2 separate regions of the Homo sapiens genome follow, and region 2 is linked to region 1. The links are chromatin loops, found by intact Hi-C in ENCODE. Cell type or tissue: heart left ventricle. All regions are shown on one strand. Each heading gives the region's core, and the rest is flanking DNA. Links, peaks and the distances in the headings are about the cores only. Region 1 overlaps MTMR2 (myotubularin related protein 2). Region 2 has its middle 41 kb from the start of MTMR2.

Evidence for each region. Hi-C counts contacts between places; a loop is a spot of excess contacts. Peaks named below come from ENCODE experiments on the same cell type or tissue, not always from the same donor. Only the 100,000 strongest peaks of a DNase experiment are listed, where the experiment ranks them.
Region 2: a loop joins it to region 1, with 2.2 times the contacts of the local background. A loop is called at or near these places in 12 of 110 quality-filtered maps.

What each region holds. Positions count from the first base shown.
Region 1 is chr11:95,847,844-95,850,768 of GRCh38, reverse strand. It overlaps MTMR2 (myotubularin related protein 2), which reads left to right. Exons shown (of 15, transcript NM_016156.6): 8 at 20-169; 9 at 907-1,095; 10 at 2,870-2,925. Among named protein-coding and RNA genes, the nearest start is that of CEP57, 59 kb to the right of the region's middle. In heart left ventricle, for the core only: a CTCF peak has its summit at 1,521 (motif pointing left); no DNase peak of the experiment used is centred there; H3K27ac peaks cover 516 bases.
Region 2 is chr11:95,963,638-95,966,562 of GRCh38, reverse strand. It overlaps the pseudogene RPL32P25. Among named protein-coding and RNA genes, the nearest start is that of MTMR2, 41 kb to the right of the region's middle. In heart left ventricle, for the core only: no CTCF peak of the experiment used is centred there; no DNase peak of the experiment used is centred there.

The sequences.
Region 1 (2,925 bases), core at 188-2,687:
TGTTTCATTTCACATGTAGGGAATTCCAAATGAAAGCTGGAGAATAACAAAGATAAATGAACGATATGAACTTTGTGATACATACCCTGCCCTCCTGGTTGTGCCAGCAAATATTCCTGATGAAGAATTAAAGAGAGTGGCATCCTTCAGATCAAGAGGCCGTATCCCAGTAAGTAGGAAGTTTGGATGAGCCTTTGCAAGTGCTTTTTTACTCAACATAATGCTGAGATTAATGAGTAGGAGAATGGATTCAGGATATAAATAGCTACAGCAGCAGGTCTTTCATGGGGATATTGGAGATTGATTTATTTAGTAAAGTTAAAACTGGAAGAAAGACTTAAAGAGGCTTCCAGAGAGTGTGATATGGGTATTAGATAACTGCACAGAATTGCATGATTCTTCACTGAAAAAGTTTGCTGTGTGTATTAGTCACTATTTATTTATCTTATTGTATATTCTTTAGTCATGATGATAAATGTTCTTTTTTTTTTTTAAGTCCTAGAAAGAACACCTTACAGATTTATAACTGGATCTTAGAAAGATGAGCTTAAATAATTTTAGGTACAAAATTCATAGATTCTAAAGGCTTTTAGAACTGAGCAGTTTTACTAATATATTAAGTGGGGTTTACTTAGCCCTGTTTCACAGTATTTTTTTCAGGAGATAACATTTCCCAATAATCAAATACTTTCCTAAATCAGTATCTGACTAAAGAATTAGACCAAGTTTTCCACATCCCAGAATTGGCTTGAAGGAAAGGTGATGATTTTTCTTAGCAGCCTCAGATGTCCTTTCATGGCCAGGCTTTGGATCCAATTAGAAAGCAGAGCTTTACTGAGTACTGTTTTTGAGAATTATAAACAGAGAAGTATGTAAAAGGTGTGTTACCATTTTTTCCTCATTAAGGTTTTATCATGGATTCATCCTGAAAGTCAAGCCACAATCACTCGGTGTAGCCAGCCCATGGTTGGAGTGAGTGGAAAGCGAAGCAAAGAAGATGAAAAATACCTTCAAGCTATCATGGATTCCAATGCCCAGTCTCACAAAATCTTTATATTTGATGCCCGGCCAAGTGTTAATGCTGTTGCCAACAAGGTCAGATGGTCTCTTAGTAATTATAATTATGGTTTCATGAATCAGCTGAGTTTGGCAGGGCCACAGTGTAGTAAAAAGAGCTCAGGCTCTACAGTGGTAAACATATAGGTTCTTGTCTTGGCTCTTCAACTTGATGGTGTGATTTTGAGTTAGTTATTTAACCTCTTTAGACCTCAATTTGTTTATTGGTAAAAATGAGAATAATAATAGTTAACAGTGTTGTTTTGGGAGCAAAAATCATTTAATAAAAAATAATGCATAAACTTTTGCTTACTTACATAATAACTAGGTGTTCAGTTATTCTTAGCTTCCCACTTCTCCAAAGTTGACAACTAACTGAGCTTATGACTCACTGAAGTCCCTGTATAGTACTGCTCTAGGAATAGCGAACTAGTGTTCTCGGTGACTAGTGGTGCCCTCTTCTGACCGTCCTCCACCTGAACAAGTTATTCAGACTGAAGAATTGGCAGTTAGCTGTAGCTGATTGTTCCAGCAGAATAAATATTAGCATTGTGGAAATTGAAATTTTGGTTCAGTTGACCAAATCTATAGGAGGAGGGAAGGAGAGAGAAGACATAACTACAGCAGCAGGTACCATTACTGAAAAGCGCTCATCTTTTCAAGTGTACATTTCAGTGCTTTTAGTATATTCACAAAGTTGTACAACCATGCCACTACCTGAATCCAGGGCATTTTTATTCTATGTGTTTCGGTGACAGGTTCTGTATAGTTGTTACCACTGCTGTCTTTCTAGAATGTTGCAACAAATTTGAATTGAAAGTTCCTGTCTTATTCCCACTCTTCAGAAGTAATCTTTAACAGGTATCCCTTGAAATACTGTAAATTCTATAATTGTGCCAAACGATTTCCCAGACTCTCAGTGTCAGAAAGGAAGCTGAACTTCTGTTCTTTCAGTAGTTTGTTGCTGGTTATGAGTTGGTGGTTTTGTTGTTTCAAAGGTGTGGGTCATATAATCACTTAATTTTGTATAATTTACTGCTCCAGTATTTTCCTAATTTGTTTCTATTAGGGCTCTAAGAAGTATAATTTTACACGAGTTAGGTAGGAGATAGAATATTTTATTCATGAAATATAAAAAGATTAAGTCCAGAAAAATAAGGTTCTTCTTTCTAGCCATAGCTTATTTTGAACACCAAATATTTTCTCATTCTATTTTGTAGATGTAGATTTAAGTCTTTGAGAACATTGATGATGATAGCATTCTGTGCTTTTATCCTTGTTCTGTCTTTTTATTTAAAGAGAATTATGTGGTTAAAAAAGAAGCAGGTCATTTTGATTGCAAAGAGTTTATTTCTCAGATATGAAGATTAAAATGAGGTGAAGAGGCAGGGAGGTGAAGAAGCATAGGTGAACCAGACATGTGGTCTCAGCACATGAAACTTACAGTCTGGTAATTTCAGTATATATGAAAGGAAGTCATCTGTAAGAACTTATGTTTGGGTAGGACTTGGCGTATGGGCTGGGAAAATTTAGTGCTTTACAGTGTTTAAATACCTTCCTATGTGTTTCATATTTAATTTTAATAATGGCCATATGGGCAAGTCAGACTACGTATATATTCATTTTGTAAAGAAGAACACAAGAAAGCGAGTGGTTGTGCTAAATAAGTTGTCCTGAGCCATCCACATTTTCCTGTGGAGTTTTCCTTGTCTCCAGTAATATGTATCATCTTTTATGCTATTGGATATTTTATGTCACTTGTTTACAGATGTGCATTCATTTATGATTTTCCATGATGTGTGCTTTTTTCCAGGCAAAGGGTGGAGGTTATGAAAGTGAAGATGCCTATCAAAATGCTGAACTAGTTTT
Region 2 (2,925 bases), core at 274-2,773, 120 kb before region 1:
AGGCTGGTCTTGAACTCCTGACCTCAGGTCATCCACCTGCCTTGGCCCCCCAAAGTGCTGGGGTTACAGGCTTAAGCCACTGCACCCGGTCTCCAACTCAATTTTTAAAGCTGGCATAATCATGACACAAACATAAGACATGGCTGGCACATGGTAGGAAAATTATAGACTAGTCACACTCATGAATGTAGTTTCAAAAATCTTAAACCCAATTTTAACCAACACAATCCAGTTGTATATAAAAGACATAATACATTATGGCTAAGTTGGGTTTCTCCCAGGAGTACAAAGTTGGTTTAAAAAGTTGGCAGGAACAAGAAGAGGATGCCCACTATCATCCATTCCTACCTGATCTTCTGGTGGAAGTCCTACTCAGTACAAGAAAACAAAAAAAGAAAAAAAATACATTAAAATTGTACAGAAACAAAACAATCATAATTGGATAATCATAAATATATGTGGTTATTCATTTAGAAAACCCCAGAGAATCTAGCCAATTTTCTGGAAACTAAATCAACACACAAAAGCAGTTTTTATATGCCACCAACTATTAAAAAGCATAACTTGAAAATCATATTCACAGTAACATCAAAATCTAGGATATGTGTGGATATACATGTATATGTGTGTGTATTGAGCCTTACATGCATAAAATTATCAAATTCTAATAAAGAACATTTTTAAAGACCAAATAGATAATTACCATGCTCTTTGACAGGAAGCATCTATAGTATAAAGTCAGCAACTTTTTCTAACTCAGAATTCCCCAGGGTACCTCTTGGTGATTCCATGCCCAGTGATAATAGCACATGGGCAATTGCAACTACCTAGTCTTGAAAAGGGCAAGGTAACCAGAAACTCAATTCCCTCAAAGATAAAGGACTGGGTCACCTACCAAGAGAAGCATCCAAGAGATATTCTGACCAAGGGAAGTCTACCATGGGTGGTAAAGGTGGGAGATGATGAATATCAACTGATGGCCTCAGGACCAACTACAGCAGTAGGGAGTGTACTTACTCCATCTACATTTAAGCCTTTTATTCTTCTCTTTTTCAGGTACCTGTACCTTAAAAATTTGAAGAATCAGTGACAACATAGAGTGAACATAGTGTGAGGGTTGAGTGGATCTGAAGGGTGCAACGGGTTGCAGTAGCAGATCTCAAAAGGGCTCCATCCATATCGCTTTAATCTATCCTAGACAGCTGCTGTCAAGATGATTGCCTCCTACATATTTCTTGACGATTGCCTGAGGGCATCGTCTTTAGCAGAATACTTGGGACAAGCCTTAAGTAGAAGAGAATTTCTGTCCCAAAGGGGGCTTTCAACCAATTTAGGATGGTGGATAAATAGCCCAGATCCCTTCTCCTTTAGTGGATAAGTCTCATGTGTGTTTCACACTATCTTTCAGAGTTCCCAGTGGGAATAAGCCTGGTTGCTCATTGTGGTAATCTGCTTATAAATAAATGCTTTATTGGTTCTTATTCTTTCCAGGTCTCACTTCCTTACGCCTTCACAGTGCTTCCAGGTATCACCTTCCAGATAAACTCCCTGCATGCAGATCTTTGTCTTAGTATCTACTGTGGGGGGAATTAAACTAAAACAAAATCTAAATGTCCATCAATGTTAGAAGAGGTAAATTGAGGTATTGTCATAAAATGGAATGTAATGCTACAAGAAAAGGGAATGAGCTAAATACATCAACATAATGTTGAATGAAAGAAGCAAGTCACACACAAAAAACCCTACACCTTGATTCTATTTTTAAAAAATATTTTAAAAGGCCAAACTAAACAAGATGTTATTTAAGAATACATACTGCAAACCAAAAATAAAATTCGAAGCTCCCCAATCGACTGAATGGACCCCTTTTTGGCCAACGGGATCCCAAAGAAACCTGACAAACAAGTTCAGGCCATAATGGGAAGGAGTCAGACATGTCTCACTGTATACTCCTCCCTTTGGAGTTTAGAAACATCTAACCAGCATTAACATTAAAACAGAGATCTTGAGACTGACGAAGCAGGCTCTTGATAGCAATAAGATACCAGATTCCAACCTGACTCTGGTATAGCATCACATGACAAATAGCAGGCCTTGAGGGAAGTCACTTTACTGCCAAATATACTTCTTTGACATATATTGAAATAGCCCTGCAAAGCTGTCTCTTGTGGGGGAAATGTGCATTCTATAGAGAATCTCCTTCCCTTACTATGTCTTTTATGCAGAGTCTGACACCATTTAAGGCCTGATAAGAGACATTTTCTCTGAAGCCTGCTACCTCAAGGCTCTATCTACATGATAAGAACCTTGGCTTCCACAACCTCTCCTTTTATCTTAACTCAATATTTCTTTATGCTGACTTCAACTCTTTAGGCAGAGCTAAACTCTTTCGACCAATTGCTAATTAGGAAATCTTTGAATGCACCAATGACTTGGAAATCCCCCCGCCACCCAACTCCCCCACTGCTTCAAGATATCCCACTTTTCCAGGCTGAGCCAAGTATACTTTCCATGCATTGATTTATGTCTTTGCCTGTAACTTCTGTATCCCTAAAATGTATAAAACCAAGCTGCAACCCAGCCACCTTTGGCACATATTGTCAGGAAGGACCTCTTGAGGTTGTGTCACAGGTCATAGTCCTTAACCTTGGCAAAATAAAACTCTAAATTGATTGAGACCTGTCTCAGATACTTCTTGGTTTATAATACAGATTGGCAAAACCGCAAAGAAAAGCAAGAGACTAATTCTCATAAAAGCCAGCCTAATGGTTGCGTCTAGGGAACAAAGAGAGCTTTTAAGGTACTGGTAGTGTTCTGTTTCTTAACCTGGTTGTTGTGTATGCCATTATTTGTTATCTTATTCCTTAATTTATTCATACCTTTCTTGGCAGTTTTTATGGTTTTCTTTAAACACAAGTAAAACGT